Linked DNA regions of Mus musculus: region 1 is linked to region 2. The links are chromatin loops, found by intact Hi-C in ENCODE. Cell type or tissue: gastrocnemius. All regions are shown on one strand. Each heading gives the region's core, and the rest is flanking DNA. Links, peaks and the distances in the headings are about the cores only.

What was found. Hi-C counts contacts between places; a loop is a spot of excess contacts. Peaks named below come from ENCODE experiments on the same cell type or tissue, not always from the same donor. Only the 100,000 strongest peaks of a DNase experiment are listed, where the experiment ranks them.
Region 1: a loop joins it to region 2, with 4 times the contacts of the local background. A loop is called at or near these places in 22 of 42 quality-filtered maps.

What each region holds. Positions count from the first base shown.
Region 1 is chr7:78,784,630-78,790,004 of GRCm38, reverse strand. Mrps11 (mitochondrial ribosomal protein S11) reads right to left here. Exons shown (of 6, transcript NM_026498.2): 3 at 1,232-1,330. Among named protein-coding and RNA genes, the nearest start is that of Mrps11, 4.2 kb to the right of the region's middle. In gastrocnemius, for the core only: no CTCF peak of the experiment used is centred there; no DNase peak of the experiment used is centred there.
Region 2 is chr7:78,844,468-78,849,842 of GRCm38, reverse strand. It overlaps Det1 (de-etiolated homolog 1 (Arabidopsis)), which reads left to right and starts at 2,632. Exons shown (of 5, transcript NM_029585.3): 1 at 2,632-2,736. In gastrocnemius, for the core only: a CTCF peak has its summit at 2,521; a DNase peak (open chromatin) is centred at 2,595; H3K4me3 peaks cover 1,929 bases; H3K27ac peaks cover 2,699 bases.

The DNA.
Region 1 (5,375 bases), core at 124-5,123, 60 kb after region 2:
AGAGGTAACCATAAAGACTCAAAATAATCCCACAAAACCAGTTATCCTATAATATTATTATAATTCAAATGCTTATGACATTCTATTCTCTGACCAAAAATTATTTTAAGTAAGTGAAGCTTTTTCCTAATTTGCTTTAAAATGGTAAATTGTAATTAAGACTGACTTTAAGCTGGGCAGTGATAGTGCACACCTTTAATCCCAGCACTTGGGAGGCAGAGGCAGATGGATTTCTAAGTTTGAGGCCAGCCTGGTCTACAGAGTGAGTTTTAGGACAGCCCGGCTACACAGAGAAACCCTGTCTAGAAAACACCCACCCCCCAAGACTGACTTTAAGCAAATTCTAAGGCATGTTTTCTGTCTCCCCTTTGGTTATCATCACCCCACTTTCTGCAGAGCTTTCTGGGTGTTCCTGGGAAGGGGAAAGTGAAGGGGAGCTGTCCAGGAGACCTGCTGGGTCAGCCCTGAGCAGGGACCACCTGCCTGTTGGTCTTGTTATGGAGTTCACTCCTCCCCTGGGGTCGCTTACACTTCAGGAGCTACACAGAAGCATTCTCATTCAGGGCGTACTGAAAAGGCACAGACACAGCAGGGTGTGGAGAGCTCAGAAGCCACGTCTGCATTAGCTCACGAGAAGGGAGAGAGATGCTGCTGTAGGCTCTGTGGCTCTTGGGTGCTCGCATTCTAGGCCAGGATTATCGTCTCCAGTGCTGTGCTGCAACTGTGTGGCAGGCAGGATGCCACCAAACTCAGATCCCACTTTCAAGTAGGACCTAGCCTGCAAAGCTGTCGCCAGTGCCCTATGCTTCTGCAGCTGGGAGCCCAACTGCACCTGTGTCTTGTGCTAGCACCCCACAGCACACAGTAGTCTTTCCTTCACCGCCACACTTAGCCCTGCTAGGGAAAGGGCAGTGCACAGGGCCTAAGGTAAGAAGGCTAACTAAGGGGCTTATACATTCTGGCTACTTTACAAGTAAATCATGTATCTGAGCACTGCTTCTCTCTCCACTTGCTTCGAATGCAGCCCTTCTGATGCTAGCATAGGAGTCCCAAGGACGGCAGAAACCCTTACAATTACACTGTACTCAATCTATTTTATAGTTTCATGAAACTTGAGTAAGCTTATAAAGAAAGAAGAGACGAAGCTAGCATCTGACACCCGACTTCTACTCCAAGAAGGCCTGAGGCAGAAGCAGTTCCTAGGGGACTCACGCGGGCACCCTTTTCTTACTTGTTGTAGGTTGCTTTAATGTGTGCAATTGGGACGTCCTCAAACTTCATCCCTGCCCACTGCAGAGAGCTCTCCTGTCCTGGAACCGGAGGGTAAAGGCTGCAATCAGAAGAAACATTTTCTTTAATTTCCTGATTGTTAGTTCTTTAAATCAAAGGAAATACATACATGCTATAAAATAAAATAAAATAAAATAGTTGAATACTGTGAGCCAAGCAAGGTGGAGGGCAGGGTGGAAGGCTGAATTCAAGGTTAACAGGGATACGTACAGCTTAGGATATACCGTAAGACTGCCCAGCCTCTGTTATCTACCACCACAAAAGGCCTCAAACCTCCCACACCATCCTTCCCCCAACACACACACCAGATCAAAAAAGCGCTGACAAACCCCTGGCTCTGGAGGAGGCGCTCTGCTCCTGTTACGGGTCAAACCTTATGGAGACTCTAGTGTTTCAGCGTTGGGAACACTGGCCTTGACGGTGTGCTGGGTTACTGGGTTCCCCTGAGGCTGGAGTCTTCCTGTTCAGGTGGAGAACTCAAGTCCCAAACAGAAAGAGGGCTAGCGCGCACGAAAAGCCAGGCCTTGGGCCCAGGGGACTGGCCTTGGGTCTGTGTTCTTTATAAGTGTAAACACGCACAGCACTGTCATTCAGCATTTCAGATGGGAGTCACTCGGCTGTTTCATTATGCCTACACACCTAAATCAGACTCAGACTTGTACTCACACACCCACACTGCATTTCTACTATGCTGAAAACACGCTACCATTCAAGCATCCCCCCACCCCGCCCCATCTGCTTCTGTAGGGATATTTTCAAAAGCTCAGCACACTGCATTGCTTTCTGTGGCCCAGTCTTAGCTTGACACACAGCCTCTGTGGGCGGCTGGCCTATCAGCTTCTGTACTGATAGGAAAGTGTCCCAGTCCTGTAGATGACACTACTGTTTCAGTGACCATCATTTCTCCATGGATTCCCCACCCGTGTTGTGCAAATACAAGTGTCAGTCTGAGTAAAACCAGTACAATGCCCTTTATATAGCAAGATCTAAACTAGGAGCCTAAGCCACTTAATCTAGGGCATGGCCAAGATCAAGACACCCCAGCCAGGAGAGCAACCATGAGTTTAAGACCAGCTATGATGACAGAGTTCCTGGTCATCCTGGGCTACATAGCAAGAGCCAATCACAAAACAAAACAAGACAAGATTCTCTCAGGTTGAAGGTATACTGAGTTCTTCTAAGGAAGGCTCTAAGAGAGATAGAGCTTTCTGGGACTAGTCTTTCTGCCTTCTCTCATGGCGGGGAGGTTCATTTACCAATGGACTGTTTTATTTTGAGGGTCTCAGTATATAGCTCTAGCTGGCCTGGAGCTCACTATGTAGACCAGGCTATCCCCCAATACAGGGATCTACTTGCCCCCGCTTGTACTGTACTGGAATCAAAGTGTGCTCCACCATGCCTGGCTTAATTGTAAAATCTTTAAAAGTGCAAATATAAGCAATTAAGGAATACTGAAAATGGGAGATCCAATCCCAAGTGGTCAACCCTGAGGTAATATTCATACAAGTAACATTATACAGACTGATCAGGTAATATTTATGTAGTTAGGAATACACCTCCGACAATTAAATAAAAAAAAAAAAAAGAAAGAGGTTATACATTTGAGAAGGAGAGAGGGGGATATAAAGGAAGTATTACAAAGAGAAAATGGAAGGGGGATGATACACTTATATTTAATTTAAAAAAATATTTAAAATGCAAATAAACTGCAAACACCATAGCTGGCTCAGTGTCATCTGGCACTACTTCTAAATAGCTACTGACTAATTCTGCTAGGTCTCCAAAAGATCTGCACTTTTATTTCTAAACCTTGTCTCCTTTAACCGTCATCTGTCCTACCTTGGCTATGCACTTTTTGGGGTCTCAGGCAGCCATTATCATTACCAACGCATGCATCATAACTTTGGCTTCAAGCATTCCTGGTCACCCCCGCCCCTGACCCCTTGCTATCTTCAGGGCAGCACTCTGAGGAGCCCGTCAGATTGCTGTCACTCCACATACCTCAGGTACTACTTCTCTCCTCACGGGGACTAAATCCTAGTCTCAACTCCCCTGTCTCTCTTCACAGTCTCCTGGCAAACTCCCAGCCCTTGTTAAATCCATCTCTCTAGATAATTTGAGTCTGTGCAAACACGGCATGGTTGACTGGTCTCTCTCTACACCAGGGCTTTTTGACTGACATTTTGGATTTAACACTTCTGTGGGGGGCTGCCTTGGGAACAGTGGGGTGCTTGGTAGCATCTCTGGCTTTACTTCACTGGATTCTATCTCCTAATTTATGACCACTAGAACTTTTTAGACACTGCTAAGAACCTGGGGGTGGGGAGGGGCAAAATCTGACTCAACCAAGACCCAGTGCTTCATCTTAATGAATTGCCAGCATCGAGCAGGCTCTCAAGATGCCTGACAATCATCCTCAATTCAGTTATCCTCCCACTCTCCTGGATGCCTCTTCTATATTTCCTTTTGTCTCTGTAAACATCTGAGCCCTGCCTGCTTCCTCGGGGCCAGCTGATGGCCTCTGCAGAGAAATAGAATCAATCAGACTTCCTTCCAGCTTCCACCACGGAACATCTGTGCCCAAGGCCTTGGAGGACTCTCCTGTCATCGCGCTCCAGCTGCATCACTAGCCCCACAAGGACACTGCTCTGGCAATGTTCCCACTTCAGTATCAGTCTTTCTCTGGTTCCCAGAAGCAAAACATACGGTCATGTCATAAAGTCAAGACAACAAGAACAAAACAAATAAACAAACAAACAAAAAAAAACCCCAAACAACCCCCCACCCAAAACTCCACACATTTTAAACCCCAAGTTCCTAAGAACTTCTCATTTTCCCTTACAGCAATGCTTCCTTAAAGGAATGACAATACTTGTTTATTTTCTTTGAAACAATGAGAAGTTATTTCTGAGCTCTCCATCAGAAAGGCTGTACTGAAGGTCACCAACCACCTCCATACTGTTAAATCCAATGAGCAATCATGCTAGCTGCTTGCCACCCCATCCTGTCTGCAGTGCCAAACACGGCTCGGGTCCCTACTTTGCTGCACCACACTAAAAGGGAAATCTTGTCTGGCTTTCTTCCTGTCTTGGGGAGGAGTTTTCTTTTGCTGGTTCTTCCTCCTTCCAGATATCCGTCTATATGGCATCTCTACTCCTACTCTGATGCTAAGTGTCTCAAATGTTTTCTTTTATTATACATGATTACACAAGGCCTTTCGAAAGCAAGCATAAGGCATCTTAAACTTAACCACACAGATCTCAACTCTTAGTCCCTGACATTTTAATATATAACAATTCCATATTTTCAGTTGTTTGGCGCCCAGTTTTGAGCCTTCACACCTCTCCTTTTCTCACATTTTATATTAACAGATCTGTAGCTGGGTGTGGACAGATGCCTGTAATCCCTAAGCACCCGGGAGACTAAGGACTGCCGCACATTCCAGGCCAGCCTAGGTTGCACAGCAAGACTTTGTCTCAAAACAAAATAAAACACAAAAACCAAAGTCCGCTGGCTAGTAAAACTATCACCCTATTCCAGACACCATTATTTTTACCTATATCCACTGCTTTCTAACTGCTTTCAAGTCTTCTCAGCTTCCATTCTTGCTCCCCATGGCTTCACATCAACACAGTGGTTATAGACTCCCTAAAGAGTAAGGCTGAGGCTGGGGCATGCTCTAGTAATTCAGGCACCCAAGAGGCCAAGGCAAGAGGATTGTGAGTCTGAGGGTGGCCTGGGCTGCACAGCAAGGCCATCCTAAAAATGAATGAATGAATGAACGAATGAATGAGTGAGTGAATGACATGGCATCAACTCGTCCCAGAACTGGACAGATACGGCTATGCCTGATTGCCTGCTTTACTGTTGGAGCAGGGACAGAACCCCAACAATCCTAGTAGTGTCTGGGATTGCCAAATGAACGGCTACAACGGTCCTGGATCAAATTCCATCAGTAGCTCCTCGTTGCCTGCAGGGGATAAAGTGTAAAAGCTCTAGGGAGACAGGGCTGTCCTCTGCCATTTGGATCCTTCTAGAGCAGTGGTCCTCAGTGTTCTTAATGCTGTGACCCTTTAATACAGTTC
Region 2 (5,375 bases), core at 298-5,297:
AACCTGGGTGTGCAACAACAGAGGAATGGATAAAGAAAACATGGCACGTGTGAACTAGGAACTTTCTCCAGCTGTAAAGAAGAACTGAATTACTTTGTAGAAAAATTGATGTCGAATCCCATCCATGGAGCTGGAGATACCATAATACCATCAAATTCTTTTTGAGATACCTGCAGATTACAAAATTTACTATTTCAAAATTATTGGTTCAATGGTTTGTAGTATATTAAGAAGTGTGGCATTCACCATTACCTAATTTTAATACATTTTCATCAACCCCTGCCCCTGAAAAAAAAAAAAAAAACAAAAACAAAAAAAACGATCCAGATTAGCAACCACTGTATACCTCTCTAAGCATTCCAAGTCCCTTATCTGATTCCTATTTCTATAGATTTGTCCATTCTGGATATTTCAAATGATGGAGTCAAACAGTATGTGGCAAATCATATCAGGCTCCCTTCACCTGGTATAATGCTTTCAAGGTTCACCCATGTGTTTGCATGGACCAGTACTTGATTCTTTTTGGTTTGGTCTACAGAGTCTCATGCAACCAAGGCTTGCCCTAAACTTGCTACGTAGGTCAAGCTGGCCTCGAACTCTCAATCCCCCTGTATCTGTTGAACACAGCTTTAACTTTATACTCTAATAACTGTCCTTTGGAATACAACAACTATTTTTTTTTAAGGAAGTCATTGATACGTGCTTCCTTTTTGCTTTCCTCTAAGCTGTTGACTAACCCAAGGTTACAATAAATTATGTCTAAGATGTCTTCCCAGGGCTTAGCCTGACTTGTGGATTAGATCCATTTTGAGTTATTTTTGTTCCGCATGAGATAAGGGTGGAGTCCCTCTGAAGGTTGACCCTACCCTGCCCCTACCACAACCACACAGAAGGGAGAGTTTGCTTTCTAATCCTAAACAGCAGTTATTAAGGAACGCCTACCTTCAAACCCCAGGCCCAGAACTGAAGGAGCAGGCTTGAACTATTTCCAAGTTCAAAGCTTTTGCTAGTTTAAATTTATCCTTCTATCTGACCTCTCTACAACGAAGTCAGAACACTGTACACATTAGAGATGAAAAATACAAAAAGAAAAACCCAGACTCGGAGAAGCTGATGCGTGTCTTGAAGCCACATGGGGACCCACCTGTCCGAGTTGGGATCTGACCTGATGCCTTGAGTATTAGCACAGCCCTGTCCCATGTTTATTTTGCTTTGCTTTGGGGCAAGGTGTCATGTAGCCAAGGTCAACTTGCTGTGCAGCCAAGACAGGCCTTGAGCTACTGATTCCTCTGCCTCCCTTCCTAAATGCTGGGGTTATAATCTGTGGCCCCACCCCTACTGGCTCTTATTCTTGTATGAACTTGTGCAAGAGATGTATGTCCCCTTTGGGTCTCAGTTTCATCATGGGAAAGGAAGAGAGTTGTGGCTGGAAAGCTTTAGTAATATTTTATCAAGACTTCAAGTATTTAGGGCTAACAGGTTTAATACTTGGGATAACCTTAAGAGGCAGGTATAGTCATTTTCCAGAAAAAGGCATGAGGTTTCTAAAGCCAGCACCTAAGAATACTGAGCCTGGAAATGGTAGGACTGGGCCAGAAACCTATCATTCTCTTCATAGTCAGTCTATATCCCCAAGTCACCTTTCCCCTTTAGACCTTAATTTTCCTCTCTCCCTGGTCAAAGTCAACACATATCCCTTTCTCATGTGTTGGTCTGCAGAGATATTCATTCTCTGAGTCCTTTGGGTATGGAGAGGGTTGGGAGAGAGAGCAAGGCTCAACCTAGCCTCTAATTCTATATCCTATGTCTCAGAAGAGCTGGGGATATAGAATGGAGATGGCATGGGGGTCCAGAAGAGATAGACCACAATGGATTACTGATGGAATATTTACTGAGATTCTATAAGATGTCAAACCTTGTTATGGGGTGGGAGGTGGGGCTGGAACAGAAAATAAGACAAAAATCCCTGTTCTCAGTTTATAATCTACCAAAGGGAGGAGAGACACAACAAAGCAATACACATCAACAGAAACAGATATTTGACAGTGGTGGGTGAACAGTGGCGGTGGCTACCCAGAAGCCTTAAGAGAAGATATTTTGGGTTTGGTTTCCTGCCAAAGCATCAAAAATAAACCATACACCCAAATACAAACGCGCGCGCGCGCACACACACACACACACACACACACACACACACACACGCAAGCACAAAGGAGAGAAGCCACCGACTCACAGGGAAGAAATAGCTTGTAAGAAAAAAGAAAATTAAATGAAGTAACGTGTAGGTGAAAAGGCCAGTCAATGGTATTGGATTCATTTAGTACAGAAGCTTTTATTGTATCCCCACGTGCAACCACGAGCATGGAAAACGCAGTGACATGGTGCATGTATAATCCATCTTCCACCAGTATGCAAGAAGCAGGTGAAAACTTAACTCCTACTCATAGTAGTTATGAACGTGCCTTGGATCACTTGGTCCGGGGCTTATCCAGCCTCTATGGTCTCGATCTCTCCTCCGGACGCCAGGGTGCGCTGCGCCGCTCCTTAGCTGCATGGCGTCTCGATCTTCCGATCTTCCCTTCTCGCTGCGCAGCGCTTCCGGTAGCGGGCGGAAACCCGGGCTGGTGGCTGCCGACGCCGGGGTCCCGAGGCATGGTGGGGGCGGGGCCGGGGGAGGTGTGCGCGGAGCAGGCTAGGGCGACCCTTGCCCTGGCCCCATGAGCCAGGACTCGACAGGTGAGGACTTGCCCTTTGCGGCCCGCGAGAGCTCCGCGGCGGGCTCCTCCCCGCATGCTCGCCGGGTCTCAGGAGCTCCGGCCCCCGGCTTTGCCCGGGGAGGCCCCGCCCTGGGCTTTTCTTTCCGGGGGCGACCATGGGCATGTGTGTCTGCCTCTTGGCATCCTTTTCTTGTTTTGGAAGCAGTCGCCAAGAGTGTGGGGACATGTGCACTTGCTCCAACGAGGAATAAACCTTGCGTTCACACAATTAGTGACCCGCTTTAGCCAGGCTTTCGTTTCAGACCGCACCGCACCAAAGCGTCTACCATGTGCCAGCCCCAGGGCTGGAAGAGTATACCGCGGTGACCGAAGTAGACCTGGTTACTTCCATTAGAGAGGGTACAGTTCAACGAGGAGACTCAAACATTAAACACAACCATGCAAGCGACCGTGTAAATTAAAAAAAAAAAATGTGACAGATGACTAGAGAAAGAAACAAGAAAAAGATGAGTCCTTTAGGTGGGGTGGTCAGAAAGACTTCCCCAAAACTTGACACTACTAACGTTGCAACGAGAGAATTTATGGCGTGGACCGGAGAGAATGTCTTCCGGAAAATGAAAGTTCCCCTGTGGTTACCCACGTTAGCCAAGAAGATGGCTTGAGGTATGCCCACCGTTTAAGAAGGAAGCTTGCTACGTGTTAAGCACTGTGGTGGGCATACAACAGATAAGTGTATACTTGACCCAGAGAGATCACCATAAATATACACATTAGTAAAATACAGAGAGTTGCAATTGAGTGGCTAGTGTGTTGGAATCTATGTCTCACTAAGTGAAGGAAGGCCTTCAAAGACAGGATGATGAGGCTGATATTGGAGACAGTTCTCAAAGGTGAAGAATTTAGTGTCTACAAAAGACCAGATAGTAGAGTTCAGTGTGTGGTCTGTTGCAGTCACTCTGCTCTTTTCCTAGGGCTAAAGTGGCTCTAGGCAATATGCAAATGAGCGAGTGGCTTTCAGGGAAGGGTTCCTTCCAAAAAACAACCAGAGGTGGTAGTTTAGAGACCTGACTCCCTCTGGTCTGGCGGCTCTGCAAGCCTTTTAGATCTTTATCCAATGGATGTAGCTTGTATGAGGATAAGCTTGAAACAAAAGGATTGCAAAACAATACCCTGACTATGTGTTGTAAGGGTTTTGTTTGTTTTGTGGTCCTGGGGAATCTGTTATGCTGCTCTTTATGAAAGCCTTTGCCAGAACACTACTACCACCTCCAAGCTTTTGAGATAGATCTCTCTCTCTCTCTCTCTCTTTCTATTATTGATGTGCAAACCTTCTTTGTTGGCCATTTGTATTTGAATCTGGGTTTGTGGCTATTTGTCGAGTTCTAAGAGTTCATTAAATATGTTAAGTATTAACCCCTTACCAGATATTTGGACAGCAAATACTCTGTTCACCCTGTAGGTTTTCCTTTCCCCTTTCCCTGGGGTAGCAGGGTAGGAGGTGGGTAGGGGTTTTGAGACATGGCCTAACTGTGTATGTAGCTCTGACTGTCCAGGAACGCACTATGTAGAGTAGGCTGGCCTCAAACTCACAGAGATCCACGTGCCTGCGGTTGGTCCAGGCCTTATTAACTACCAAATGGTGTTTGTTCATGTATGAGACCCTTTGGCTAGATACCTGAGGAAAGCCCTCATAGTCTTCCTGTCTCTGGCACTGATTTATAGACACCCAGAAGTATGCTTCACGGATCTCCTAGAGTTTTCGAAGCCAGGCATGTTGACAAGATTAATTGTGGCAAGAGAAGGCTTATTTTGGGACTCTATTCTCCATTGGCCTGTCTATACAAGTGTTAGAACTTGGTGTTTTTTTTTTTTAATCATTTGATTGATTGATTGATTGATTGATTGTGGTATAATAGGTTCTGAAAGCAGGAAGTATGAGCTCTACCTGTGTTACTGTTCATATCATCTTAGCTACTTTTTACTCTTTGAGATTTCCTGCTGCTTTTAGCGTGAAATTTTGTTTTCAAAAAAAAAATGCCATTAGGATTTCGATAGAGATTGCTTAAATTTACAAATTGCTTTAATATAACAGCCCAGCAAATGTATATGCGCAGTCCAGTGTTAACTTTTTTGTTTGTTTGTTTTTGTTTTTTTAAGACAGGGTTTCTCTGTGTAGCCCTGGCTGTCCTGGAACATTCTCTGTAGACCCAGGCTGGCCTCGAACTCAGAAATCTGCAATGTTAACTTTTTTAAAAAGCAAAAACAAAAACAAAAAAAAAGTTGGGGAAAGTAAAAGAGTTGACCCTTTGCCTCACCTGTGCAAGGCCCCAGCTTCAATTTCCAGCACCCTATAAGTGAAGTGTGGGTGCGTAACTCTTTAACCCTACACTGGAGAGCTGGGGCAGGAGGATCACAGTTGAAGGCCGTCCATGGTTACATAGCAAGATCAAAGCCTGCTTGAGCTCCTGTCTCAGAAATAAAGACAAGGTTTCAACCTGCATTAGCCTGACCTTGAACTCCAAGTGATATTCCCTCCTTGGCCTCCTGAGTGGAGGTGGTGGGGTTTTTTACTGTGTGCCCTTAGACCCTGAGTAGGAGATTTTTGTGCTGTTCATGTTTGATGTACTTTTTGGCTTATTCTTCGAAAATTCCTGTTAG